Regions from separate parts of the Homo sapiens genome. Here regions 2, 3 and 4 are each linked to region 1. The links are chromatin loops, found by intact Hi-C in ENCODE. Cell type or tissue: CD4-positive, alpha-beta T cell. All regions are shown on one strand. Each heading gives the region's core, and the rest is flanking DNA. Links, peaks and the distances in the headings are about the cores only. Region 1 overlaps TEC (tec protein tyrosine kinase). Region 2 overlaps LOC101927157 (a long non-coding RNA gene). Region 3 overlaps NIPAL1 (NIPA like domain containing 1). Region 4 overlaps TXK (TXK tyrosine kinase).

The links. A loop is a pair of places that touch in the nucleus more often than their neighbours do. Peaks named below come from ENCODE experiments on the same cell type or tissue, not always from the same donor. Only the 100,000 strongest peaks of a DNase experiment are listed, where the experiment ranks them.
Region 2: a loop joins it to region 1, with 3.0 times the contacts of the local background. A loop is called at or near these places in 12 of 110 quality-filtered maps.
Region 3: it touches region 1 in a loop (8-fold over the local background); 12 of 110 quality-filtered maps call a loop at or near these places.
Region 4: it touches region 1 in a loop (2.0-fold over the local background); 9 of 110 quality-filtered maps call a loop at or near these places.

The regions. Positions count from the first base shown.
Region 1 is chr4:48,136,231-48,144,568 of GRCh38, forward strand. TEC (tec protein tyrosine kinase) reads right to left here. Exons shown (of 18, transcript NM_003215.3): 15 at 5,125-5,189; 16 at 2,674-2,792; 17 at 2,435-2,592; 18 at 1-1,269. The coding sequence ends at 1,186. Among named protein-coding and RNA genes, the nearest start is that of TXK, 6.2 kb to the left of the region's middle. In CD4-positive, alpha-beta T cell, for the core only: CTCF peaks have their summits at 4,871 and 5,070; DNase peaks (open chromatin) are centred at 2,481, 2,921, 3,671 and 4,961; H3K27ac peaks cover 2,391 bases.
Region 2 is chr4:47,922,564-47,930,901 of GRCh38, forward strand. All of the region lies in intron 1 of LOC101927157 (a long non-coding RNA gene), which reads left to right. Among named protein-coding and RNA genes, the nearest start is that of NFXL1, 12 kb to the left of the region's middle. RefSeq lists an enhancer at 169-668. In CD4-positive, alpha-beta T cell, for the core only: CTCF peaks have their summits at 4,214 (motif pointing right) and 4,419; a DNase peak (open chromatin) is centred at 4,228.
Region 3 is chr4:48,031,106-48,036,105 of GRCh38, forward strand. NIPAL1 (NIPA like domain containing 1) reads left to right here. Exons shown (of 6, transcript NM_207330.3): 4 at 1,888-1,978; 5 at 3,776-3,936; 6 at 4,457-5,000. Among named protein-coding and RNA genes, the nearest start is that of NIPAL1, 17 kb to the left of the region's middle. In CD4-positive, alpha-beta T cell, for the core only: CTCF peaks have their summits at 2,892 (motif pointing right) and 3,091; a DNase peak (open chromatin) is centred at 2,906.
Region 4 is chr4:48,091,120-48,099,457 of GRCh38, forward strand. TXK (TXK tyrosine kinase) reads right to left here. Exons shown (of 15, transcript NM_003328.3): 7 at 4,024-4,103; 8 at 2,958-3,085. Among named protein-coding and RNA genes, the nearest start is that of TXK, 39 kb to the right of the region's middle. RefSeq lists an enhancer at 2,657-3,856. In CD4-positive, alpha-beta T cell, for the core only: no CTCF peak of the experiment used is centred there; no DNase peak of the experiment used is centred there.

The sequences.
Region 1 (8,338 bases), core at 2,060-7,059:
CACAGTCTTGACAGCAGGGTCTCCTGAGAGGCTGTACAACAATCCCACCATCCAGGAACCCAAGTCCAACCAGGCCTCCTGAAAAACGTCCGGGAGGCACGGAACACCATGCTGGCTGCTTCTCTCCGTAGCTTCCTGGATCCTCCGCCACAGCTCAGGCTGCTTCCGGGTCCTATGTGAGGTGGGGGCAAACTTTGTTGCGAAGGTCACCTGATCCTTCTGCCCCAGAGCTCAGCACTTCCAATTATAGTGTCTGTGTCCCAGGGAATATTCTTAAGGCTTAGAAGTAGATTACCCGGTTTAATTTTCCATCTGATTCTGATTAGCTGCGGCCACCATGGGCAGGATTACATAGGCCAAATGCACGTGGTTAAGCTGGACAGGCATCCCCAGACACATTTACCTGAGTGAGGAGGGGGCGTTACTCATAGAAGAATCTAGACTTTCTTCTCTTCAGGCATATTTGATGTTCAGGGGGAAATGAATTAACAGCTATAAGGCACAGTCTCTAGTCCTAAGAAGGTGAACTCCTATACTACAGGATTAAAAGTTTCAATTAAAAGACAATTCGTGTTTCTCATAAATATATAACTTTATATATTATATATATTTACAATATATACAGCATACAAATATTGTTCATGTAATACTAAGAGCAGTCTTGAAAACTGAGATGTTTTCAAAACAAAAGATAGGTATTTATTTATCCAAGATGGGTTCCTGATGTATCTAGAACCCAATTGTAGACAATGTCTCAGGCCCAGATTTCTGTAGAAGTCAAAGGGAAAAAGAAGGGTTGCTTGGTCATGACTCTAATACCCTTCCCCTTCCCAAATACCCTGGCCTTCAACTGGCATCAGCTAACATGGTCCCATGTGTGCACCCCTGAATGGCCAAACCCTGGGGCTACACACAGTGCCTGGTAAACAACTGTCACTCAAGTGCCTGAGGAATGAATAGAAATGAGTGATTTTAATCACCATTTCTAAGGCAACATTTCCACACTCTGGGAGATTCTGTCTAGAAGCAAGTCTAGACAGAGGCTGGTCTAGAAGCAAATTATTTATGTGTTTCCACTGTATAAGTAAAATGATCTACATGTCCAAGTGCTCAATAAATTAAAAGCCACAAAATGCCCATCCTTCCTTGTGCTTGGGAATCTGGGAGCCACTGGTCACACATCACTTATCTTCCAAAAGTTTCTTCACATTCAACTAGTTCATCTATTGTGCGCAGCAGATCTTCGAAAGAAGGCCTTCCCTCTGGTTTCTACAATTAAAAGTCAAAGAGAAGCTGTGGGTTCCAGAATCCATTCCACAAAACCTCTCACTGCTCCAACTCCTAAACACAGCATATTACAGAGAGACTTCACTGCTTTGGGACTAGGACATACAGGCATCTCCAAAGGGGTCTTGTCTCTACCCTAATTTACCCTGCATGTACTGCTGCTAGGCTAACGTTTCTAAGACACTGCTTTCATGTCTCTCTTCAAGACCCTGATAGATCTTTTTACTGCCTGTGAAATCAAGTCCTGCAAATTTGTAGGAGCCTCTATAATCTGCCACTTCCCGACCCTCTTGTTACCCAATCTTGTTCCCCACAAAATCCCTCACATGGGCTGTCTGTTAAATAGGGCCACTGTCTCCACTGTTGTGCACACTGTGTTTATAACCACCTCCTTACCTTTGCTCAAGCTGTTCTCTCTCCCTTTAGCACCACTTCCTGCCCAGAATGTCTCTGCCCATCCCAATCAATGCTCTTGGGAGGCAGTACAGCAAGTGGTTGAGACTCTGGGCTTTGGAATCAGACAGGCCTATACTGTTCTGTAGCTAAGTGACCCCAGGCAAGCAGCAACCTCATGACCCTTAATCTTCTCATCTACAGAGTGGCTACAGTCAAAGTATCTCCACCTCAAAGTGTTGTTTTGAGAACTAAATCCAAAACACTAAGTATAGTGCCTGGTACATAATACATGTGAGCTAATGTTACTGTCTTTCAGAAGTCATTTGGTATCTAATCTCTTTTAGGAGGTAACATTTCAATACTTTCAAAGACCTCGGAAAGTTGAGGTTTAGAGAAAGAAACCAACTCTGGTAAAAAAATAATACTTCAACTCTACAAGTGAACCAATGAAAAAAGAGCTACTTATCCAGGCTTATTCCCCAAGTCCCTATCTCAGGCAACCATGGAAGGAGTCCCACTTGGAAGTGAGGAAGCAGCCTGAATGTATCGAGGTAGTTATTAGCATTTTCCACATCTTTACATTCTTCTTCCCGTTATTCAGAACTTGAGTTGAGAGGGTTGGCTTCCTACCTAGAGCTTGAAATCACTATAAAGATGCACCACCTCACTAGGCTATAAAGACTGCATGTTATCCATCTACCAAGCCCAATCCCTAAGAGATTCAAAAAGAAAGCACACAAAAAATCTATACCTCCTGCCAACATCTCAGCATCACCTCATACACATAGTTGGACGCCAACTTCGGCTGGTAGAGTCGGTGGCCTCGAGTAACCATGGTTACCACTTCATAATTGGTGTATTTTTCAAAAGGCATTCTGCCTTCCGTGAATACTTCCCACATTAAAACACCTGGAAAAGGATAAGGATTACCAAATGGATGTATCCACTTTCTCCTCAGGGCGGACGGACATGAGGAAACATGGATCTTACCAAATGACCAGACATCTGATTTGCTGCTGAAGCGGCTGTAATTAAACACTTCAGGTGGACACCACTTCACAGGAAACTTAGCACCAGAAGAACTTGTGTACTGATCATCCAGAACATACCTAGAGTAAGACACACCATGGGTTTACACCTCTGAAGAACAATCTGTTTTTTCTACTTGCTCTTTCATTTTTTTCCCCTTGCAATCAAAAACACAGTTGACTGAAGTCCAACAAGCATCCGGTTGAAGCTAAATGTTCACCTCAGTGGCCACACCTGGTGATTTCCAACTTCCTCTCAGCTTAATTTAAGTGCATGAGATGGATCCATCACCACGTTACCATCTGCACTTTCATTTTTCTGTTTTTCTTTCTTTTTATAAGGCAGTAGAGACAAGGTATCATAAAATAGTTTGCAAGCTTTTCTTTGTAAGCAATTTTGTTCTTTAAATAAAATTTTACCCAAAGGCCCCATATGTAAAAAATCTAAAGCAGAGCTGCTCCAGAGGAAGTGGTATAAAGCATCTAGAAACACACAGGCTTTCAGGCCTCCAATTCCACAGAGCACAATTTAAAACTACAGCATATGAAAATAGCAAATGCAAAAAAACAAAAACAAAAACACAACACAAAATGCCACATGTAAATGGTGGAGTATGTATTTATACATAACATCCCCACATACATACATACACTCAAAACAATACTATATAATTTTTCTATGTGAACATACAATGTCCTTCTGGAAGAACATACAAAAACTGGTAACAGTAGCTAACTTTAGGGGAGAATCCTTGATTAGGGTTGGTAGATGAAAAGACTTCAGCCCTTTCTGTAAGGTGGGCAGCACATATTTACAAAAGGAATGTATCTCTGTATTGTGTGTGAATATACCATTAATTTCTAAAAGGTTCCATGAGAAAATTTTCGAAGAATTGCACAAACATCCTTTGCTATGTAGACAAAGATGGTGACTCGGCACAAAGCCAGCTGCTGGCTGGCAGACAATGCCACTGTGGGCTGGATCAAACTGTCAGCCAGTGGAGTCTGAATTTAGGGTATAAAGAGGTTTTTGAGTGGTTGATACAAAAGTGCAGATTTTCTGAAAGCCTAACATATGAAGATTGAACAGATGAAAGCGGCAGACAGCCTGTCAAATATATAGTATCTGTATATAAAAGCAAATAAAGAGCATTGGGTAATTAATATCCTAAGAGTTGGAAGTTCTGGTCCCATTTCTGACAGTAACAGTTTTCTAATCTCCCTGGGCCTGAGTTTCCTTAGGAGTTAAACTTGGCCCTACATGGCCTGGTCTTTGCCTGCATTTATGAGCATTCCTGGCGCTGCCCGTTGGCCAGCTACCCTGGCGCTTTTTCCGTTCCTTGAGCAGGCCAGACGTGTCCCAGACTTCAAGCTTTTTCACTTTTTCTTCCTACCTGAAATAGTTTATCCTTTTATTTTCACCTACACTGGCTACTTCCTACCTTTTCGTCTCCAGTCAAATCTGCCTATCACAAAGAGGTCATCCTGAACATCAGATCAAGTAGCCACCCTCACTCTTGCCCTGCATCATCATTCAGCACCACCCCAAATTATCTCTATTACAGGGATCAGTCAACTTTTATGTAAAGGGCCAGATAACACATATTTCAGATCTGGCAGGCCATACAGTCCCCGTGACAACTACTTGACTCTGCATCTGTAGCAGGAAAGCAGTCACAGGTAACACCTAAATGAATGAGCGAGGCTGTGTCTCAATCACGCTATTTTTATGGACAGCAACATTGGAATTTCAGATTTTTTTTTACATGTCATAATATTCTTTTCATTTTTTTCATCCATTTAAAAATGTGAAACCCAAATGAGGTTTGGGTCAGACTGACAGCCACAGTTTACCAGTATCGACCATGCTCGATCATGTAACTTTATCAGGTCTTCTGATTCACCCTCTTCCTCAATGTAAGCTGCATGCGGGCAAGGACTTGTAGGTCTTATTCTCTATATGGTTCAGCTTATCATTATGCCTGGCACAGAGCAGGCACCTGATTTTTTATGGGTGGATGTATGGATGAATGAATGGATAGACGGAGGGAGAAGAGAGAAAAAATAAACTAAATACCTTTAAAAGGTATTTTATAATACTATTAAATTATAAAAATTAAGAGAAGAAAAACACTGCAGACATGGACATACTAAGAACCTCACCACCAAATATGTTTTTGTGAAAACAAAAGATTCTAGAAATCTAATCCACACCAGGAAATACAGTGTATTTAACAGGCTATACTACCACCTAGTGGAGAGAATTACTACCATCACAATATATACTTAATTTAATCTGAGAACCAGTTAACAAGATTTCCTTTCTGCTTCATCAGTGCAAATTATTCCCACACTTATTAATTCCACCAAAAAAATGCAAACATCACCTAAAACCACGTATACTTGGACATACCTGGCCATTCCAAAATCAGATACTTTTACAACTCCCGCCTCACTTACTAGACAATTTCTGGCAGCCTGGAAAACAACATTATGATGGTATATTAGTTTAAAAATTCTATCATTTAAGTAGGAAAATGTAAGTTCTATTTATATTAAATTTAGTGTAACCTAGTCAACATTTGCAGAGAGTGGAAACACCCTTTAATAAGTTGTTTTTACCCCTATGGAAGTATTTCCATTGTGTATTTGAAAAAAATGAATAGGCAGGTCAGAAAGTTGTATTTGCAATAAGGCATTATTACATAATCTTTACCAATTGTCTTTTTTTTTTCTTTTCTTTCTTTTTTTTTTTTTTGAGACAGAGTCTGCCTCTGTCGCCCAGGCTGGAAGTGCAGTGGCACAATCTTGGCTCACTGCAACCTCCACCTTCCAGTTTCAAGTGATTCTTCTGCCCCAGCCTCCAGAGTAGCTGGGATTACAGGCACCCACCACCACAGCCAGCTAATTATTGTATTTGTTGGCCAGGCTGGTCTTGAACTCCTGACCTCATCCATCTGCCTCGGCCTCCCCCATTGTTAGGATTATAGTCACGAGCAACCTCACCGGCCAACTGTCATTCTTAAACAAGGGCTAATAGAAGGGTCAACTCACTTTTCTCCTTCCCAGACCTGTTCTTATTAAACTATCCAATTTTCTTACTGACAATGAGAACATCTCTTGAAGTCCTTAATCCGGTTCTCACTAGGTGAGCTTAATAACACACAACCATCAAAATGATGGGCGACCAATCTCTTATCCAATATTTCTGCTCAGTGATTGGTCATCTCATCCCAGTCAAAGAACAGGCTGGGTGCAGTGGCTCACGCCTGCAATCCCAACATTTTGGGAGGCTAAGGCGGGTGGATAACTTGAGGTCAGGAGTTCGGGACCAGCCTGGCCAACATGACAAAACCCCTTCTCTACTAAAAATACAAAAAAAATTAGCCAAGTGTGGTGGCACACAACTGTAGTACCAGCTACCTAGGACTGGAGGCAGGAGAATTGCTTGAACCCATGAGGTGGAGGTTGCAGTGAGCAGAGATCGCGCCACTGCACTCCAGCCTGGGTGACAGAGCAAGACTCCGTCTCAAAAAGAACAGCTATGTGTAAATACAGTTTGCTTTTTCATTTATGTTCCCAGTATATTATAACATGATGTACAAAATTGGTCAAATACAATTGTGGATTATTTAATTTATATTTTCTTGCATGTTCTTCAAGGTTACAAGGTTTAAGAAAATAGTTTGATAGAAAGACGTGGTATTTCTCAAAAGGAAGACAAGAATTTTTTTTTAATTTTTTAATTTTTTATTTTTGAAACTGAGTCTCGCTCTGTCACCAGGCTGGAGTCCAGTGGTGCGACCTTGGCTCACTGCAACCTCCACCTCCTGGGTTCAAGTGATTCTTCTGCCTCAGCCTCCCGAGTAGCTGGGACTACAGGCGTCTGCCACCACGCCTGGCTAATTTTTTTTGTATTTTTAGTAGAGACAGGGTTTCACCATGTTTGCCAGGATGGTCTCGATCTCTTGACTTCGTGATCCGCCCGCCTCGGCCTCCAAAAGTGCTGGCATTACAGGCGTGAGCCACCACACCTGGCCGATAATATTTTTAATACCATAACCCATAGACCAAGATATGTTTTTCTTCCTGACTGTTCATAATTCTATTTTCTCTATGTGGCAATTCCACTCATATGAGGTTCCTTCTTGCTGAGTGCATTTTAAGAGTCTTATAAAGTGAGAGTTAATATCCATTCCCTGGACTGCCTGCATCTTCCTATGAAAACACTTCACAACTCCACAATGCCTGCACTGGATGGTCAACAGGATTCTTTACCAAGGAGACAAGAGCATCCAAAGTTTCCCATAAGGGGTGACACAAACCTACCATAGTAATACCAATATCACAGGCACAGAAATGTAAGAATCGTTTTTGCCAAAACATCATCTGTGTGGACAGGTGTAATCTGCCACACCCACGTAGATACTCAGTTTTTATCAGTTTTATAAGGACATCTATTTTGTTCTTAGTTCTTAGTTCACAAGTTTTAACTGACGAGATGTTCTTCATCATCCCTGACACAATGATAACAATAACTGATGTTATCTACAGCATGTCTATTTTACAAAGCCCATTGCCCCAGTCAAATAATGTGACCTTTAAAACAGTCCTGGAAGCCAAACAACATTATAACCCACAATTTACAGACACAGAAACTGAATATAAGATAAGGTAAGTATCCCAAAACACACCTAGGAAATAAAGTGTTCCATCTCCAAATCTTCAATTCTCTAATATGTTTTAATTCTAGAGAGCATAGCATAGTAGTTAAGTAGGGACTTTAGAGCCAAACTTCCTGGGTTCAAATCCTGGCTCTACAATTTACTTGCCCATTGGAAGTTATTTTATCCTATTTGCACCTCAGTTTCCTCATCTGTAAAAAGGGAATAATAAGAAAATCTACTTCCCAGAATTATGATTAAACAAGTTTATTTGTAAAATACTTATCAGAACAATGTCTGTCTAAGGTGACTGTTAACTTTAAAAAATGTTTTGCTAAGGCCAGGTGCAGTGGCTCACACCTGTAATCCTAGCACTTGGGAGGCTGAGGCAGGCAGATTGCTTAAGCTCAAGAGTTCGAGACCAGTCTGAGCAACACGGTGAAACCCCATCTCTACAAAAATTAGCCAGGCATGGTGGCACGTGCCTATAGTCTCAGCTACTTGGGGGCTGAGGCAGGAGGATCGCTTGAACCCGGGAGGTTGAGGCTGCAGTGAGCCAAGATTGCGCCACTGCACTCCAGCCTGGAAGACAAAGTGAGACCTGTCTCAAAGGAAAAAAAAATTTTTTTAAAGTTTTTCTGCTTTCTAAAAGAAATGTGTCCATGCTTTATCACTAGAAAGCTAAAACTAAAATATGGGAGAAAGTCCCAAATGAAAATTACACTCTTCTTGGTAAAAGAATTATTTTCAGGGGACAGACAGTGCTACCGATATGCTGAAAACAGACATTTTCAGCTGATTATTTTCAGGGGACAGAGTGCTACTGATAGCTGAAAGCATCTGTAAAGAACAGGTAGAGAAGAAAAACAGAAGGAAAAGAAGAATGGAGGAGAGAGTGAGAACAGGTGAGAAGGGAAAAATTGTCTCCATCATAATTTAGAACTGGTAACGGATTTCTTTTTC
Region 2 (8,338 bases), core at 1,353-6,352, 210 kb before region 1:
CAGAGCTATCAGGCAGTCACGTTTAAGTCTGCAGGAGCTATCTGCTGCCTTTTGTTCAGATATGCCCTGCCCCCAGAGGTGGAATCTCGGTAGGCAGTAGGCCTTGCTGTGCTGCGGTGGGCTCCACCCAGTTCGAGCTTCCCTGCCACTTTGTTTACACTGTGAGCATAGAACTGCCTACTCAAGCCTCAGCAATGGTGGATGCCCCTTCCCCCACCAAGCTCCAGCATCCCAGGTTGATCTCAGACTGCTGCACTAGTAGCGAGTGAGGCTCCGTGGGCATGGGACCCTTTGAGCCAGGCACAGGAGGGAATCTCCTGGTCTGCCGGTTGCGAAGACTGTGGGAAAAGCACAATATTTGGGCAGCAGTGTACCATTCCTCCAGGTACAGTCACTCACGGCTTCCCTTGGCTAGGAAAGGGAAATCCCCCGACCCCTTGTGCTTCCCAGGTGAGATGATGCCCCGCCCTGCTTCAGCTGTACCCACTTTCCAACCAGTCCCAACGAGATGAACCAGGTACCTCACTTGGAAATGCAGAAATCACCTGCAGAAATCACATATCTGCAGAAATGCAGAAGTCACATATCTGCAGAAATGCAGAAGTCACATATCTGCAGAAATGCAGAAGTCACATATCTGCAGAAATGCAGAAGTCACATATCTGCAGAAATGCAGAAGTCACGTTTCTGCAGAAATGCAGAAGTCACATATCTGCAGAAATGCAGAAGTCACGTTTCTGCAGAAATGCAGAAGTCACGTTTCTGCAGAAATGCAGAAGTCACGTTTCTGCAGAAATGCAGAAGTCACGTTTCTGCAGAAATGCAGAAGTCACGTTTCTGCAGAAATGCAGAAGTCACGTATCTGCAGAAATGCAGAAGTCACGTTTCTGCAGAAATGCAGAAATCACCTGTCTTCTGTGTTGATCTCGCTGGGAGCTGTAGACCAGAGCTGTTCCTATTCAGCAACTCCCCCATCAAAACAATTTCTTATTCAACATACTAGCAGAGCTAGGATTGCAAATGGGTAGTGTGACTCCTGGCCTATACTCTTAACCACCAGGCAAATGATGACTGTGTATATGCATTTAATGTTTACCTAGAAATTCCAGTTATTTTTAAAGTACCTAAACAGGGAAAGGGCTCATATAATCAGGATTTTTCCCCTGCCATATTATACAATTAAAAGTGATAAACACAATAATCACTTTGGAATCAGAAATAATCTTTTGTGCTCGCTGAGTGAGAAAACAAACATTTGTTGTATTATCATTGTAAATTTTTGCAGTGGAGAGCTAGTATAGATCATAAAGTGGAAGCATATGTAAGTTGAGAACACATTTTCAAAAATTACCATTGCTTCTACAAGGAGAGCTACGAAACATTGCTGAAAGCCATCATAGACAACATAAACAAATGGAAACACATTCCATGTTCATAGATTGGAATAATCAACATTGTGAAAAGGAACATACTGCCCAAAGCAATCTACAGATTCAATGCAATTCCCATCAAACTACCAGCATCACTTTTTCTCAGAAGTAGAAAAAACAATCCTAAAATTCATGTGGAACCAAAAAGAGCCTGAACAGCCAAAGCAATCCTAAGCAAAAAGAACAAATCTGGAGACATCCTATTACTGGACTTCAAAGTATGCTACAAGGCTATAGATATCAAAACAACATGGTACTGGGAAAAAAAAAAGTAGATGCATAGACCAATGGAACAGAATAGAGAATTCAGATATAAAGCCAAATACATACAGCCAACTGATCTACAACAAAGCATACAAAAACATAAATTGGGGAATGGACACCCTATTTAATAAATGATGCTGAGAAAACTGGAAAGCCACATGTAGAAGAATGAAACTGGATCCCTATCTCTCATCCTATCCAAAAATCAACTCGAGATGGACCGAGGACTAAAATATAAGACCTGAAACTAAAAATTCTAGAAGACGATGTTGGAAAAACTCTTCTAGACATTGCCCTAGGGAAATAATTCATGACTAAGACCCCAAAAGCAAATGCAACAAAAACAAAGATAAGTAAATGGAACCTAATTTAAAAGTTACTGCACAGCAAAAGAAATAATCAGCAAAGTAAACAGACAACCCACAGAAGGGGAGAAAATATTTGCAAGATGCATCCAACAAAGGACTAGTTTCCAGAATCTACAAGGAACTCAAACAAATCAGCAAGAAAAAGAAAACAAATAATCCCATTAAAAAGCTGGCAAAGACCGGGCCTGGTGGCTCACATCTGTAATCCCAGCACTTTGGGAGGCTGAGGTGGGCGAATCGCTTGAGCTCAGGAGTTCGAGACCAGCCTGGACAACATAGTAAGACCCCCCATCTCCACTAAAAATACAAAAATTAGCCAGGCATAGTGGTGCACACCTGTAGTCTCAGCTACAACTGAGAGACTGAGGCTTAAGCATCACTTGAAACCAGGAGGCAGAGGTTGCAGTGAGCCGAGATTGCGCCACTGCACTGCAGCCTGGGCAACAAAGTGAGGCTCCCTCTGAAAAAAAAAACAAAACAAGTGGACAAAATGGGCAAAGGACATGAATAGACATTTCTCAAAAGATGATCTACAATGGCCAAAAAACATGAGAAAGTGCTCAACATCACTCATGATGGAAAAGCAAATTAAAACTGCAATGAGATACCACCCTACTCCTGCAAGAATGGCCATTATTAAAACATCAAAAAACAATAGATGTTTATGTGGATGTGGGGAAAGGGAATGCTTACACACTGCTGGTAGGAATTTAAATTAGTACAACCTTTATGGGAAACAGTATGGAGGAGATTCCTTAAAGAGCTAAAAGTAGATCTACCATTTGATCAAGCAATCCCACTACTAGATATCTACCCAAAGGAAAAGACGTCATCATATGAAAAAGACCCTTGTACACGTATGTTGACAGCAGCACAATACACAATTGCAAAGATGTGGAACCAACGTAAGTGCCCATCAACTAACGAGTGGACAAAGAAAATGTGGTGTATATACACCATGGAATACTACTCAGCCATTAAAGGAATGAAATAATACCTTTTGCCGAAACTTGGATGGAGATAGAGGCCATTAGTCTAAGTAACACAGGAACGGAAAACCAAAAACTGTATGTTCACACTTATAAGTGGAAGCTAAGTTACAAGTAGGCAAAAACATACAGAGTGATACAATCGACTTTAGAGAATCAGATGGGGGAGGATAGGAGGGGGCTGAGGATAAAAAAAAACTACACATTAGGTAACAATGTACACTACTCTGGCCATGGGTGGGCTAAAATCTCAGAATTCACCACTATATAATTCATCCATGTAACAAAAAAACCACTTGTACCCCGAAAGCTTTGGAAATAAAAAATTTTTTAAATATCATTGCTGTTATTTTTACTTTGAAATTTCAGATAGCATTTGAGAGAAACAGGTTTTTGTATTTATCAGAACAGACGGGTTAAATATTGAGAACTACAATTGTACATTTATATTTAATTTAATTTTTTAAAAAAGTATCCACAAGAATAGCTAAAAACAAAAAGACTGACAATACCAACTGTTTGCAAGAATATGGAGAAACTAGAACTCTCATACTTTCTGGTAGGAATGGATATTGGTTCAAACACTCAAAAAATGTTTAGCAGCATCTACTAAAGCTAAACATGGCCCACTACTAAAGCACTATGACCAAGCAATTCCACTTCTTTTTATGCACACACACGAAATGAGTGCATAGCTTCACAGAAACTCATGTTTATAGCAGGTATATTCAAGATAGCCAAAACCCAGAAGCAACTGTAATGTCATCAACAGGAGAATAGAAAAGTAAATTGTGATACATTAATAAAATGCTATGCAAAAAGATGCGGGTTCCACAGGGCCAACTGGAGGAGTTGAGTATGCTTGGATTTGGGTATACATGGGGATCCTGGAACCATTCCCCAGAGTATACCAAGGGACGACTGTCATTGTATTTATTCATTACTGACATGTTCTCTTAATATGGATTGTTTTTGCCAAAGTATTCATACGCAACTTCTCAAATACACTTATACTTGATAAGTACATCTATACTTAGGTAAACATTGTGCCAGTTACCAATGTATTGCCTCTCTGCTCCAATTCATGTTTACGTATATGCCGTGTAACAGTTGACACTCCTTTCAGCATCTCCACAGAGCACGATGTTCTGTTTTTGCAGTAGAGGGCGCCGAAGAGGCACTGTGAGAAGGACCGTGGTCTCCCAGTGTTTCTGACTGCTACACAGAATGTCTGCGATCTTGCAGCCTCGGTCTGGACTGGCGATAACATTCCTGAGCAGTTTTCGTACGGGGAAACGGGCCCCAAAGCCCTCCGGCTCACCCCAGGTGCCCTAAACCACCACTCATTTTGCTACTGACATTTCCTCCCGCAAGTCCCAGCACCTGCCTCCACTCCCACCCATTGCAGATCCAGGCACAGCTCACCTGTATCCCAGCCCCTAATCTCTATGTGCAAGTGCACCCTGATCACTGATTACTGTGTTCTACATGCATTCCAAAGAGTTACTTCCTACTTGCCCAGGACTGCAGACCAGCTCTGACTAGAACAGACCAGCAAGCGTCTTTGCTATCCAGTGTGCTGAACTACACCTTCTCCAATAAGATCTGAACTCTTATTGTCCTTCCTTATGTACCTGCCCCCCCAGGTCTAGAATACCATAGTTTCCTTGTAGTTGTTCTTTTATCGAAGTTTAATAAATCTTTGTATTAAATTTAACCCAATGTGTGCTTTTGTTGTTAATTGGACCCTGACTGACACAGGCACTGTATACGTTTTATATCAATTTTACTTGAAATACTAATATGACCCAACCAAACTTCAGGAATGAAAAGAAAAAGGAAAAAGAAAAAATATCATGAAGTGCAAATTTACCAGGCAAAATAAGAAAGCTGTTCTGCCATGGGTAGGGCAGAGGAAAATTAGAAAAATTAAATTATCACATTGACTTTCCTAGCCAGCCCTAACTTTAGGGGACTGAATCCTTTTTTGCACTACTTAGTAATACTCTAATGATTAAAAAAGTACTGTATAATATGAATTTCATTAAAATAAAGTAATTTGAACAAAACTGGACTATCATTTTACTTTTTTAGAATAACCTTCATAACAGAGAAAATAAACTAAGCACTCACCATATTTAATATACATTTTTTCAAATACTCAGCTAAATAATTTGTCAATCAATAAGTAATGGAGTCTAACAGATATTCAGTATTGTCAGGCACTGGACAGACATACTCAGAGATGGGAAGGGTTCACTGTATGTAAAGTACAAAGGTAAGGATAAAGAGGTCATGAAGTTGCTGAGAACTAAGAAAATGATTAAGGGAAAGGTGAGATTTGAATGGAAGGAGGCATTCTGAGTGGTAGGGATGTCATGAGTCAAAGTTTAAATATGAAAATAAGCATAGCCCGTGCTTGGGATCAGAATGGAGAAAATTCTGTTGAATCCCACAGCCAAGGTGATAAATAGGGTTAGCAAAGACCTTGAAAACAGAAGTAGAAAAGTTTGGTCTCAATGTTGATGGTAGATAACCATTATGAGGTTTAAGAAAAGGGAGGTAACATCATAAAAGCAATATTTTTCAGGAAAACTAATATAGAGATAGGATGCTTTGAGATGGGGAGGGCCTTGTGGTAGAATGGCCAACTAGAATTAAAATTGTAGTAGGTCTGACCCCCGGTTTACAAATTCAGATGTGCAAATAGTAATGCTTCAGTAATTCTAGTCTTTCAATCAACTTAATTTGAGCTCTTGAGTTTTATCTTTCCAGGATGGGTTGGAAAATTTACCTGTTTATTAATTAAATCAAGAAACGTTTATTGATCCCCTATTATATCCCAGGCACTTTCCAGGCACTGGAAATGAGCAATACATAAAATAAAGGACCTGTACTCATGGAACTTTCGTTTTAGTAGAGAAGACAGATAATAAACATATAATGTCAAATTATGATCTGTGCAGGCAGATAAGGTGAAGACGGTTTGAATTTAAATCAGGTAGTTCCAGAAACCACTGTAATAGGGTGACATTTGAACAGAGACCTGAATAAAGGGACAGCATAAGCCACTGGACACTGGGGGAAGAATTTCCCCAGATGAGGAAATGGAAAGTATAAGGACCAAGAAAAAGTAATATATTTGGTGTATTTCAGGAACAGCAGGCAGGCTGATCTCACTGAAAGAGAATGAGCAGGCAGAAGAGTTGTAGGCAATTAAACTGGAGAGGTAATCAAAAGTCCTTTAATAGGTAGGACTATGGTGGGAATTTTTTATTTAATTTTTAGCAAGCTGAGGCAAGGGAGTTACATGATCTAATAATGTTTTTAAATGATCACAGTGGTTACTACAGGGAAATGGACCATTGCTGGAAGGGAAGCAAGAGTGAAATTAAAGAGACCTGTTAAGAGGCTACTGTACTTGTTTAGGTGAAAGGTGGTGGTTTGGACTAGGAGTAGAAAAGGTGAGTTATGGTCAGATTCAGGTTATATTTTGAAGATTGAGTTGACAACATTTACTGACAGATTAGATATTAGGTATGAGACTAAGAGGCAAGAAAAGATGACCCAAAGTTTTTCACCTGAAGAAGTGGTAGGTGCCATTTACTAAGATGGAGAATATTAGGGAAGGAACGGATTTGAGGACAATATCATGAGTTCTGTTTAGGGCACATCAAGTTCTCACCAAAGGATATATCAAGTATGTAGTTGAATATGCAAGTCTGGAGTTCAGAGGAGAGGGTGGAGATACAAATTTGGCAGTCTTCAACACATAGACATTATAAAGTGTCATAAGATATATGAGCTCACTTATGGAGTGAATATCATGGCTACACAATACTTTGATATTTAAAGACCTGACGATTAGGAGAAAGCAAGGGAGATGGAAGTTCAGGCAGAGAACTGACCAAAAGCCAAGTGAAGAAAGTGTTTCAAGAAAGAGGGAGTGATCATTTCTGTCAAGTGTTACCAAGTGGTCTAATAAGTCTTGGACTGAGAACTGACCATTAGATTTAGCCATATAGGGGTCACTGGTGACCTTGATGAGAGGTTTCAGTGGAGTGGTAGTAGCAAGTCTTAATTCTGTCAGATTCAAGAAAGAACAATAAGAAAAAAATTCTACAAGAACAAATGCTACAAAATAGTTTTACAAGAAAGGAGAACAAAGAAAAAGGGTGTTAACAGGAAACAGAAATGGGGTCAAGCATCAGGTATTAATATTTGAGGCATTGTGCACTATGGGGACTATCCCATAGAGAAGGAAAAAGTGATAACACGTGGGAGGTGGAGTGGAAGATAGTAGAAAAGAGGATCTAGAAACTTGTGCACAAGTGAAAGTTGTAAACTTTCCATAGGAACTTGTAGTGTTTGTCCATCGTGACATACTTATCTCAGACATTCTTCAGCCCGGCCCCCATCCTGGATACTGTAGTGGAAAGTCACTAAGATCTAATGTGATCGCCACTGCACTGGAGAATGCTTCTAGTTATTGTCATCAGAGTGCAGAGCCCACATGTCCATATGGTATGGATCCTTCAGGTGCAGTGGCTCTTTGTTCAGGGCTGTGTTTTGAGCATGAGACTCTTTTGGAAACTGGAAACTTCAGGTCTGGGGTCCATATTTCTCTTAGCCTTTGTGTTTCTGGACTAGAGTCCCATGTCCCCTCCCCATCACTATTTATTCACATATGGCAACTATTCTCTAGACCTTCTGATAAAATATATTCAGGGTTCACGAAGCAGAAATTCGTTCAACTATCTATGCTCAGAAGCCTCGTCATTTTCTACAAATGCAAGAAAATATTTCTTAAAAGTTATTTCTAATGAAACCAAACCTCTTTGGCATATTTTTGCAATTTCTTACTGGCTACAAAACTCCTTATGTAGGTCTCAATTGCATTTGATTTCTTAGAGCCAATCATTTTTAAAGTATAATTTGAATTATTCTACCCTAAGTGTACTCCAGTGGAATTTATTCACACTGAATTTATCCAGTGGAGTTTATCCATACTGAGTAAAGCCCATCCACCGGTATTTGTCCTCTTTAGGCATTGTGAAATTACATGTGAATGGAACAATGGAAATACTGGTAATGTAGATCAATTAATTATCAGGGTTTTTTTGTTTTGTTTTGTTTTGTTTTTTTGTAAAGTGAGGAGCTGGAAGTGATTTATTAAATTTTAAAATGAGTGGGGAAAATTATATTCCTATCCTAGAGACCCCCTGATAACAGTGGGCAAATGTTCATCCCTTGAGTGCCACTGGGTGGCTCATCTGTCATTCTTTCT
Region 3 (5,000 bases), core at 1-5,000, 110 kb before region 1:
CCAGGCTGGAGTGCACTGGCAGGATCTCGGCCCACTGCAGCCTCTGCATCCCAGTTTCAAGCGATTCTCCTGCCTCAGCCTCCCGAGTACCTGGGATTACAGGCACACACCACCACACCCAGCTAATTTTTGTATTTTTAGTAGAGACAAGTTCTCACCATGTTGGCCAGGCTGGTCTCGAACTCCTGACCTCAGGTCACCCACCTCGGCCTTCAGAAGTGCTGTGATTACAGGCGTGAGCCACCACGCCCGGCCACCCCTTCAGTTTTTAGGGTGCTTTTACATCCATTTTCTTTATTTGAATAAAAATTGACAAGGGCTGTCTGGGAAGATTCCAGATAGGTATTTGGATCTTTCTCTTTTTCTGTCTTACTTGCATCTCCCCACCCTCTACCCATACTTTATAATGAAAATATGAGGAGAGTATTATGTGACTACATTTGCAATTTTGTTTTCACCGTGTAAAAAAGTTTATGTCAGTATTGAAGAGAGAAAAGCATACATTAGAGATTAAGTAAGTGATATATATACAGTACTTTAATCATGAAGTCGTTGTTTTCCTGGAAAGCTATCTATAAAGATAAAAATATAAATAATATAAAGTATCCAAGGAAACCTTAATATTCCAAGAAAACTGCCACGGTTTTTTTTAGACAGAGTCTCGCTCTTGTCGTCCAGGCTGGAGTGCAGTGGCGTGATCTCGGTTCACTGCAACCTCCGCCTCCCAGATTCAAACGATTCTCCTGCCTCAGCCTCCAGAGTAGCTGGGATTAAAAACGCTTGCCACCACACCCGGTTAGTTTTTGTATTTTTAGTAGAGATAGGGTTTCACCATGTTGGCCAGGCTGATCTCGAACGCCTGACCTCAAGTGATCTTCTCCCCTCTGCCTCCCAAAGTGCTGGGATTACAGTCATGAGTCACCATGCCCGGCCTTGCCGTGATTCTTTCGATGATAGCAATGTCTTAATTATTCTGTTCTGTAAATTTAGATTTGTTTAATGATGTTTTCCTAATGGTGAATACTCCTATAGATTTGGGGGGATGTAGCGTAGCAGCCAGACAAAGGGAAAAAGAAAAAAATCATGCTGGTGTTCCTTTCTCTCTCTACAATAAGCATTTGCCTGGTGTAGTTGCCAGCATGAAATACTACATTCTGTGGGCAAGTTTCCCACTGTGTTCTGTGAGAATAACTTGGCCCCAGTACCAGAGCCCAGCTCTTGAAGGGATTTCTCTCACTCTAGAAGTTATTTATAGCACACTATATCATGCAAGTCTAGAGTTCCTCAGATAAGAAAAAGATTACATTCAGGAGCATATCATGACTTTAAAACAGCTGCCTGGATCTCGTTAAGCTACTGAGATACTGTTACTTGCTTATAGATCACTTACAATAGAGGGATATCTAACTTCATGGGCCTATGGCAGGTATTTCTGGCTATTCCCTACCTACACACCAGATTTAACCATTCTAATTTTCCAAGCTGGTTTTGGTTTCTGTGGGTAACCTACAAAGCTGTAGGTATTCTTGAGCAAGTGAAATAATTCTCTGCTTACTACAAAGCTACCTCTACTAGATTTCATTAGAGTCACCAAATATGTCTTCAATATTGAAGTAGCTAAAAATTTCTATTGAAAGCCATTTAAAATGAGTACTCATCTGTCACCATTTTTTGCATCTTTTGAGTTTATCACCTGGTATTACAGTTTGTCTGCATCTCTTAATATTAATTATCTCCTACCTGCTATAAAACATGTTACATCATTCTTTTTAGCTAGATCTTCCCATGTATTTGGGTTAAAAGTCCACTGCTTTGCATGAGTCATTTGTTTTTCTCTTCTGACAAGTAAGCCCATTTTTTATATCAATATCTCTGCTTGCTTTCTAGTGGGAGCAGGAGAGGCTGCAAATTTTGCTGCTTATGCTTTTGCACCTGCCACCTTGGTCACCCCTCTGGGTGCTTTGAGTGTTCTCATAAGGTATGTGAGCAACAGGGAACTTGGCTTCTGTAGGTATTTTAAGACCAAGATAAACTTAAACCATAATAAACATATGGCTATGGATATCTAAAAGCAAACACACAAATCTAGACCAACCTGGGCTCTAAAAGTCTAGATGAACCCAAATTATTTCTGAGGCTCCTGGGAAGCTTTGGTCAAGTCACTCAGGCTCAGTTTACTCATTCATAAAGTGAGAACAATACTTTTTCTTGCCTGAAATCACAAAAATAACTTGAGAAGACTATAAAATAACAGTAGAAATAGGAAATAGACTGTCACATTATTATTTTAAAAACCTAAGACACAGTGAGTTTGATTTCCTACTAACATAAATGTGTTTTACATTTGTAACACTGCAATGAAGCATAGAAGATTTTTTAAATCTCTCATCAGAACAAATTGCCAGAGTCCTGTCAATTATTTTCCTCATCATAGTGGTTAATGACCATAGTTATCAGAGGACTTTTACAAGCATGGTGTTTTGGTTAAATTTTAACTCTCACTACAATTCTTGCATTGTTTGCTGGATACTTCTGTTTGGAGACCCTGTAGTTTTGATAGTGGAAACAGGAATAATTTTCCTATTTCATGGAATGTGGATCTAATTTTTCTGAGTTTATTATGATCCCAAATGAATGTGTTTGATAAGCATATACATTTTTGTCTGTTCTTTTCTTGTCTTTTTGTTTTCTATTCATTACCAACCTCTAGTATAAAACCTATGATTGAGCCTACTAAATTCTTTTTAGCTTCTGTATAGGATTGTTATGAAAATTAAGTGAGTTAATACACATAAAGCACTTCAAACACTTGTCTATGCAATGAATAGCTAGTAGTAGTAGTAGTAATAGTAGTATCTTCACTAAGGCTGCAGTCCTAAAGGTGGCCACATGAGGGCAACTCTAGGAAAGTACCTGGTAATTTATCATAATCTTGAGGACAGATGGGTACTTAATTGCCTTCATGGGGATGCCAGAGCATTAGAGGAAGGAGGCTGGCTTGCAGAAACCACAGCAACTGAAGCATTAGCAGTACTGGATAGGTCTAAGTATCAGAGCAGTAACAGGTGGTAAGGAAGTATTTTGATATTTTGAAAGTCTGTATCAAGCTTCTCCAACCCATGGCCCATGGGCTGCATGTGGCCCAGGACGGCTTGGAATGTGGCCCAACATAAATTTGTAAACTGTCTTAAAATATTATGAGTTTTTTTTGTGATTTTTTTTTCTTTAGCTCATTAGCTACCATTACTGTTACTGTATATTATGTGTTGCCCAAGACAATTCTTCCAGTGTGGCCTAGGGAAGCCAAAAGATTGGATACCCCTGGTCCGTTTGATTGTAGTGGTGTGAACTAGCTGATTATTAGCCCTGAGCAGAGTAATTTTTCTTTAGGAATGTATCTTTCTTGGAAACATCCATGGGCATACATATTCTAAATGTATCATGCCAGTAAGATATAAAAGATTTTCTATTTTGTTTGGCTTTACAGGAAAAGATGGGTAAATTGAAAATGACTTGAGTAGAACCTCTTGTAAGATCACTGGAAGATTATGGGATATAGAATATTATAGCTCTTTAGATATAAAAACAGTGAAGCATATTTGATTGCCCATCAGTTCTGAGTTTCAAACCAATCTAGGGTTTCAGTGTCATATAGCATATTCCAGTCAGCTCATTGGGATACATGGTGGCATGTACCACAGTGTGACTTCTGAGCTGCCATGGGATCAAAAGGTAATTGAGCTATAGTGATTTTTAATTTTTTCTCTCCCAACAGTGCAATATTATCTTCCTACTTTTTAAACGAGCACTTGAACATTCATGGGAAAATAGGCTGCATATTAAGTATATTGGGGTCAACTGTGATGGTTATCCATGCCCCACAAGAAGAGGAAGTCACATCTTTGCATGAAATGGAAATGAAATTGAGAGACCCAGGTCTGTGATTCAACCTAAAGAACCACTCAAATTCTGCTCCACTTTCTCTCCTCACCAAATAGTATCTGTAATAATATTGTAATAAGCTTTCTACATTGTGGGCCGCATTGTGGGTTGTGAGACACAGTGAGGTTTGATTATTATTTCTCCTGAAAAGATGGCAGAACTTATTTTTGTGTTCATGCTTCCCCTGTTACACAATGAAAGGGAGAGGTGGGGATGGTAGAGGCAAAAGACATATATTCAAAATCAAATCTTTGCCACTCTCTTCCTCTGAAAATAAAAAGTTAATCTGATAATATTCGCCCTAGCTCATAGTGGTATTGGTGAGATTTAAATGATATGTTTGTGAAAATCCTTTGTAAAATATTGAGAACTATGCAATAGAATGTTGTTTTTAATTTGATCTCACTTCTATTTCTAAAATACCTATGCTCTTAAACTCATGACTAACAAGATTTCAGAAAGGTATAATCCTGTGAGCATTTTCTAAAGTCAAATTCTTTTCTCCTTCTAACAGGGTTTATTTCCTTTGCTGTGATCATAACTGTGATCTCCTTGGTGCTGATTTTGATTGTGGCTCCCAAGAAAGGACAGACCAATATATTGGTTTATATTTCAATCTGTTCCTTGATTGGAGCGTTTTCAGTTTCTTCTGTGAAAGGCCTGGGAATTGCCATTAAGGAGCTGATAGAATGGAAGCCAGTTTACAAACATCCGCTGGTCTTTGTTTTGCTGGCTGTACTTGTGCTTTCAGTAACTACACAGATTAACTATCTCAACAAGGCACTGGACACCTTTAATACCTCTCTTGTGACACCCATTTATTATGTATTCTTCACATCCATGGTAGTGACTTGCTCTGCCATCTTATTCCAAGAGTGGTATGGCATGACAGCTGGAGATATCATTGGGACCCTGAGTGGATTCTTCACTATTATCATTGGCATCTTCCTTCTACATGCTTTTAAAAATACTGACATTACTTGGAGTGAGCTTACATCCACTGCTAAGAAAGAAGCCGTCTCTCTGAATGTCAATGAAAACAATTATGTTTTACTAGA
Region 4 (8,338 bases), core at 1,931-6,930, 45 kb before region 1:
AAGTATTCTGCTGGAGATGCATATAGGGTGCCTTGGGATGTAGAAAAAGAGCACTTGACACATTGTTGGACTCGAAGAATTCTTTGGGAGGAAATGACTGAGATGAAACTAACACATGGAGTTAACCCATGGGGAGAAACTATGAAGGACTTTCTAAGCAGAGGTAACGCATGAGATGAAACTTAGAAATGTGAAGCATGATGGTGGGTACTTGAGCAAAACTCAGGAGGTAGAGCCAGACAAATTGCACTGCAGAGGTAAGCAGTATTCTGGGTATGATGGGACTCATAAGCCACGCTAGGAAGCATTACATTTTCCTGCAGGTGAGAGGAAGCTATTGAAAAGTCCCAAGTAGGAGGGCACAGTCAGATTTACATTTCTTTTTCTTTTCTTTTTTTTTTTTGAGATGGAGTTTCACTCTTGTTGCCCAGGCTGGAGTGCAATGGTGTGATCTTGGATCACTGCAACCTCCGCCTCTCAGGTTCAAGCGATTCTCCTGCCTCAGCCTCTCGAGTAGGTGAGATTACAGGCATGCGCCACCATGACTGGATAATTTTGTATTTTTAGTAGAGATGGGGTTTCACCATGTTGGCCAGGCTGGTCTTAAACTCCTGACCTCAGGTGATCCACCCACCTTGGCCTCCCAAAGTGTTGTAATTACAGGCATGAGCCACTGCACCCAGCCAGATTTACATTTCTGATAGATCACTCTGGTACTAGCAGAATGGATTAAGGGGAAATCAACATTGGAGGCAATAAGACCAGTTAAGAGGCTACTGCAGTTGTCCAAGTGAGCAATGATCAGGGCAGCACTAGAAGGTAGGGAGAGGCAGGGATCTATAGGAGACACATTTAGGATATGAAATCAATTGCATTTGATAATTAATCAGAAGTGAGCTATTAAGAAGCATCTATTTAATTCCTATGCTTCCAACCCCTACAAGGGGCTGGATGATGCTAGTATTATCTGAGAGAGAGAAAAGAAAGAGGACATTTGGAGGGAGAGTAATGGTGTAAGATGAAGCATCCTACTTCATCAGTGAAGTTCAGGGCCTGCGGGATTGCAAGTGCCTTTGTCTACCAGACAGAAGATTATGCAAAGGGAGATGCCTAAGGTGAGAAGAGTAGTGATCAGGGACGGATTCTGGAGGAAAACCAATATTTAAGGGAAGAATAGAAGTAGGGCACATTGGGAAGATCCATTAGGAACTATTGAGTTAGAGAAGGCCAAAAAGGGGTGGTGTCAAACATCGAAGGAGCAACAAGTGACACTGCCAAATGTAGCAGAGAGGACCTGAACACATGAGAACTAGAAAGCACCACTGTACTGTCAATATAGGGGCCACTGGTCAAATATGGAGTGTTGAAAGCAGAAGACAGATCATAGATGTTTAAAAAGTAAATGGAAAGTGAGAGAGTGGAGACAATGGATGTGGACACATTTTTCCAAAAGTGTGACTTACAAGAGCAATGTGTAAAGGGAGAAAGAGTTAGGGCAGCAGGAGGAGAGTTGTTTTTGTTTTTAGGATAAGAAAGTCTTAAGCATGTTTATAGGGTTAAAAGCTAAAGGGAGACAGTCAGAAGAATGGAAGAGATACAGGAGAGAAAGGAACAGTGGATGGCAGGTAAGGGCAAGAGCACAGGCATGCCCTCACTACTACTGGAGGGAATGAGGATGAGAGGGCATGGGGACAGAAGAGGAGACGGAGGTCGCTCATGCCTGGTGACTTCACTTTTCCTAGTGAGGTACACAGACAGGGGATTTGCTAATAAGGCAGTGGTTAATTTTGGTAAAGGAGTCTTGAGAATGGTAAAAGTTTGAACAGGGAACAGGAATGGATGCTCACCGTGACTCTAACACCTAGTTCAGGTTAAAGCCCTCATCTAACCTCATTTAACCTTATCACCAAAACCACTCTTTCTTTTTTCTTTGGAGGAAGGAGAAAGAGGAATATAAAGGAGAAAACTCAGAACTGACATCTTGACTCTATCTCTAGCTACAACTAAGACCTTTATTGCCCCACCCAGATATTTTACCCTCACTCCTTAACCAAAATTCCAGTGAATAGCCATGTGGATGCATCCCACAAGTGGATAAAAATGTCCTTTGATATATTCCTGATACTTAGAACCAGTGTAATGGAAAAGTGAGCTCTTTCCAAAAGGAATATTTGTCAACACTTTTCATGAGAGAAATCTAAAAAAGAAGTGCATGCATGACAAGCAGTCAAAATGACATGAAAAGTTACCGTGGATTCTGAATTCTGCAATGCTGAGATAAGAAGATTCCCCATGGGCTCAGAGTGGTTCAGCACAGGTTGGGCAAGGGCTGAAGGCCAGAGAGGTGATTTTAATTGTGGTGGAACTTTCTGGGATCCTACATCTTTCCACAGATGATAGGTTTGCACAAAGAGCAATTATTGCAAACAATGTCTGGGGAGATGGGTTAAATATGCCTCTGGTATAGTTAGGCTAAATTGTAACTGTGAAAGGCTGTGTTCTCTGTGACTTTTTATATTCTCCAAACAAGAAAGAACAGAGAGTGAGAGATATAAGGGTGATTTTCTATTACAATCGTCAAAAGTAGAGAGCAGATTTATGGGGGCAAAGGGAAAGAAGCATCATTATTTAGGGTATTTGAAATCTTATTACATTTAGCCCTATGTAAATTTCCAGAACAAATGCATAATGATTGATGACTATTTGCTTCTCTGTCATCTATCATTTTTCTAACCTGGTAGAAATATAAGAAATTGACCTACCTCTTGCCCCCAACCAACCAGAAAAATGAAGAGGCATCAATAAGAAAGATAATTGCTCAAAAGATAAGTTGTACTTCAAGCTTTTAAACTATTTCTATAGGGAGATTTGCTCCTGTTGAGTGCCTGATACCAAAGATGCATTGCCCATCAAGGGCATGGCTCCCTGACTCACCCAGCTGGAAGTTCCCCTCTTACCGGCTGCATTGTGCTGGTGATACCAGATTAACTCAGGGATTGATTGAAAGGCGTGTCTTTCAGCCACATACCACTGTCCTGAGTCATTCTTTTTTATCTGATAATGTTTTATGGCAGCCTCCGTACTTCTACAATCAAGAAAATGTGAATTACTAGAAATGTGAAAGATCAATTTGGATCTAAGCCAACTCATTAAACAACAGGACTCCAGTTCTAAAACTCATCCTAGCAACACTACACTGAGAAGTAGATTGGCTAAATTCAACAAGTGCCCCCCCATGCCAAGAAAATTCCTCAACTACATTATTGGGGCCTTAGATTCAAACATAACTTCAGCCAAAGTTGTCTGAGTGACAAGACCAGTGTTCAGAAAAGTAGATCTCATAATGAATACATGTAAGTACATATTGAATATCAAGTATTGGTTAAATGAATGAACACATGCACTGTAAGCAATTGGAGATGGGAGACAAGAAGGGAGGAAAAACCAATGCCAGGTGCATTAGTTAGTAGGTTACTACTATGGGCAATTGGGGCTCAATACTTGTAGGAACCTAGGAGAGACTGGGGAACACACCTCACAATTGTCCCACTGAAGTGCAAAGAAGCTGAGATATTTATCCACCAACTCCCATTCTCTTTAACCTAGCATTGCTCCTGGGATGTTACCTCTCAGGCACTTTCAGCTTAGCCACGGGGCGCACAAGTTCCCACAGCCAGAGAACATCCTCAGGCAGACAGACACAGGAAGCTTTCTGAGTGCAAGAGACTTTTCTGCAAGTGAATCCCAGAACAGACCAAGGGATATGAGGAAAGCGCCCAACAGCGTCTACTACAACTAATCTCCCCCTCTTTACTTTATGGTTGAGAAAAGGAAGACGGGAGAGGTTAAGAAACTTATGCAATGTCACACAGAGCATGCTAGGGATATATCACGGACTGGTTGGTTTTTCTAACTTCCAGGTCAACAATCTTTTCCCTAAGCTAAGCTCTCACTAACATTCTCTATGTGATGGAGACTGTGCCAGGGATTATTTCTATAGTAACCAAAATCACAAGTGCTTACCTTCTAGCTCCCATAAATACGGAAATTGTGTAGGATCCTAAATGTCTTGAATCTCTGACAATAAATGCACCTTCTTTAGACTGCAAAAAAAATCATTTATTGAATAAGTCTATTCCTTCTTAGAAAGACAAACCTACAACTCAGGGATGAAAATCAAAGCTATATTGACTTACCATAAATAAGTGACCTGCTATATTATTAATATGAAGAATTAGATTGTCTTTACAAGTACACAAAATCTTATCTCCCTTATAGATTTAGAAGTCACACCTATAAAATAAATTGTAATTGGGACATGCATTTATAATGTACTTTAGAATACTGTTACTGATTTTTCTAAGAAAAATTCTCTATTTGAAAACCTTGTACCCTACTGCTTATTTTTGTTATATTGACCAGAATAATAGATTAAAAATCACTGTAGAATAGGAAGAACACTAAGACAGACTGACCGGATTGTACTTTGGAAGAAGAGCAACAAGGTGACAGGGAGGAACACAGCTGGGCAAGCAGGGCGTGGGGAAGGACACCAGAGTTCATGGGAAGTAGAAAGAAAGAACAGATATGGGGGAGTCTGAAAAGAAAAGCAAAAGGAACCATATTAGTTGCAGTAGGGGTATGGGAAGATAAAAAGAAGTGGTAAAAGGGAGAACATGATAGTAAATCTGAAGTTATGTTATAAATTAGATTCCTATTAACATTCTTTGGGAGATGCCAATAAAGCTGTAAATTGCTTTCAAAGAATCTTGAATGTTGCATTGTTTAGATTCGTTTGTTTGATATTGTAAAATGATTTAGCTTTACTGAGTGTGCTTATGCTCATGAAGAGGGAAAATACATCTCAGAATCTTGTCAAACCCATAGAAGCTTACACTTATAAAGTGCTGGTATTATTTACATTGTGCTTGAGAATTGCAGAACCCAAATAGCATGGTCTGACCCTCAAGGTAAACGTACTACATTAAGTAGAGTCTTCTCCTTCTCATTCCAGATATTCACCCAGATATAAGCCTTATTCCCTGGTCAAATTGTTTTAACCAAAGAATCTCTTGCAGCCATTCGAAATAATAAAATCTAGCTTTTACTATATTCCTACAATGTACAAGGGTACTGTTACATACCACAGAGGACACAAGATGTAAAAGACAAAGATGAAAAAGTAAAGTTGAATGTATTGTGTATATGTATATAATACACACAAACAAGTATATATAATATGCATATAAAGTTGCATATGTAGTGATAGCTTTATAGAAACAAAGTAGAAAGGGTACAAGCAAGATTTCCTGACTACAAAGCAATAAAACCAGAAATTAATAGCAAACTGAAAACTAAAAAAGCTCCTATCACCTAAAGATTTTTAAATTTTCTTTCTCTTTCTTTCTTTTATTTTTTTGAGATGGAGTCTCGCTTCGTCACCCAGGCTAGAGTGCAATGGCATGATCTCGGCTCACTGCAACCTCCACCTCCCAGGTTCAAGCCGTTCTCCTTTTCTCCTGCCTCAGCCTCCCCAGTAGCTGGAATTACAGGCACATGCCACCATGCCTGGCTAATTTTTGTATTTTTTGTGGAGACAAGGTTTCACCGTGTTGGCCATGCTGGTCTCGAAATCCTGACCTCAAGTGATATGCCCACCTCAGCCTCCCAAAATGCTGGGATTACAGGCGTGAGCCACCATGCCCGGCCTTTTAAATTCTCTTTCATATAGCTCAAAGAAATTCAAATAAAAGCGAAGAATATCTAGAAAGTAATAAGGAAACATCACATATTAGCACCTCTGCTATGCAGTTCAAGCAGTACTCAGAAAAATAAATTTATAGTCTTATTACTTATATCAACAAGCAATAGCAATAAAAATAAGCATATTCAACTCAAGAAATTAGGATTAAAAACTATAAAATAAGCCCAAATCAAGTAGAAGAAATAAATTAATAAAGACAAAACATAAAATAATAAATTATTAAAGTAAGAATATAATATGACTAGTAAATTCAAAATCTGGTTGCTTAGGGAAAAATAATAGATAAACTGCTAATTAACCTAATCACTAAATAATGGTGAAAATCAATCAAAAATAATAAGTCACAAGGAGAAAATTATCAAGGATCCAGTAAAAATTAAGGAATTTACTTGATTCTATACAATAAATTTGGAAACTCGAATGAAATGGATAATAAACTAGTAAGACATAAAATTTATCAAAATTGAATGCAGAAGAGTTAGGAATCTTAATGGACCTGTTGAGTAGAAAAATTGATTGGGTTTTTAAAAAGCTACCACTTTTTTTTTTTTTTTGAGACGGAGTCCCACTCTGTCGCCAGGCTGGAGTGCGGTGGCGCCATCTCGGCTCACTGCAAGCTCCACCTCCAGGATTCAAGCGATTCTCTTGCCTCAGCCTCCTGAGTAAATTCAAACTCCTGAGTAACTCCTGACTACAGGCGCCTGCCACCATGCCCAGCTAATTTTTGTATTTTTAGTAGAGGCAGGGTTTCATCATGTTGGCCAGGATGGTCTCGATCTCTTGACCTTGAGATCTGCCCGCCTCAGCCTACCAAAGTGCTGGGATTACAGGCGTGAGCCACTGCACCCAGCCAAAAGCTACCACATTTTTTTTTTTTTTTTTGAGACGGGGTCTCGCGCTGTTGCCCGGGCTGGAGTGCAGTGGCGCCATCTCGGCTCACTGCAAGCTCTGCCTCCTGGGTTCACGCCATTCTCCTGCCTCAGCCTCCCGAGTAGCTGGGACTACAGGCGCCCGTCACCACGCCCAGCTAATTTTTTGTATTTTTAGTAGAGACGGGGTTTCACCGTGTTAGCCAGGATGGTCTCGATCTCCTCACCTTGCGATCCGCCCGCCTCGGCCTCCCAAAGTGCTGGGATTACAGGCATGAGCCACCACGCCCGGCCAAAAGCTCCCACATTTAAACAGTACTATAGTCACACATTACAATGTACCGAACCTTAAAGAAAAAAATGGTATAGAGATGAAACTATGCCACAGCACATGACATGAAAAGAAGAAAAACTTTTCAGTTTGTATGTAAAAAATGAGCTTAATATCAATAATCAACAGCACCGCCAGAACTGTGCACAAAAGAGAAAACTACTGACCAGTCTTATCAATGTAAAAATTCTAAATAAAATGTTAAGAAATAAATCCCATGGCACAAACGAATGATATACCATGACCAAGAAGAATTGCATGATGAATGTAAGAATAATTCAGTATTTGGGATTTTATTAACATAATTTATCATATTATTAGGTTTGTGCAAAAGTAATTGTGTTTTTTTCTATTAAAACCACAGTTACTTTTGCACCAACATATATAGCAGCGCTAAGGAGAAAAACCACACGAACATCCCTAGAGATGTTGAAAAGCCATTTGACAAATTTCAACTTCTAGTATCAATTTTTAAAAATTCTCAATAAAATAGGAATGCGTGTGTACTTCCTTAACACAATAGCACTTACTCACTTTAGTCTCAAATCCAGCATCGTGCTATATGTGGAAATCATTCCAAATAAAATCTGAAAAAGGGCCGGACGCAGTGGCTCATGCCTGTAATCCCAGCACTTTGGGAGACCGAGGCAGGCAGATCACTTGAGGCCAGGAGTTCGAGACCAACCTGGCCAACATAGCAAAACTCTGCCTCTACTGAAAATGCCTGTAATCCCAGCTTCTTGGGTGACTGAGGCACGAGAATTGCTTGAACCCGGGAGGCAGAGGCTGCAGTGAGCTGAGATTGCGCCACTGCCCTCCAGTTTGGGCAACAGAGCAAGACTGTCAAAAAACAAACATACAAACAAAAAAAAAATGGGAAAAAAGAAATAATGCCCACTAACTATCATCACTGGCATTTCATACTGTTCTGGAGACACTAGCCAATTCAACTAAGTGAGAGGCAAAAATTAAAAGTACTATATTAAAATTATAAAAGAGGAGCTGAAATCATCACTGTTGGCTGCTGATTGTATACTGGAAGCCCAAGAGAATCAACTGAAAACCTACTACATAAAACATGAGAATTCACCAAAATTATCAGTTACAAAATTAATTCACAGAAATAAAAAGCTTCATAAGTAAAAACAAGATACACTCATTTATGACACCAACACAAAAGATGAAATACTTTAAGATAAACTTAAAAATAAATGTGCAAAAGTTGTACAAAGAAAACTCTAAAATGCTCCTGAAGAATACAAAAATGTTTGCTTTTCTCATTAGGTGTTTAATATACCTATGGTTATTTTTCCAAGAGCCATGAATTTAATTTTAATTTTTTTCTATATGAATATCAATATATGGGTTCTAGAA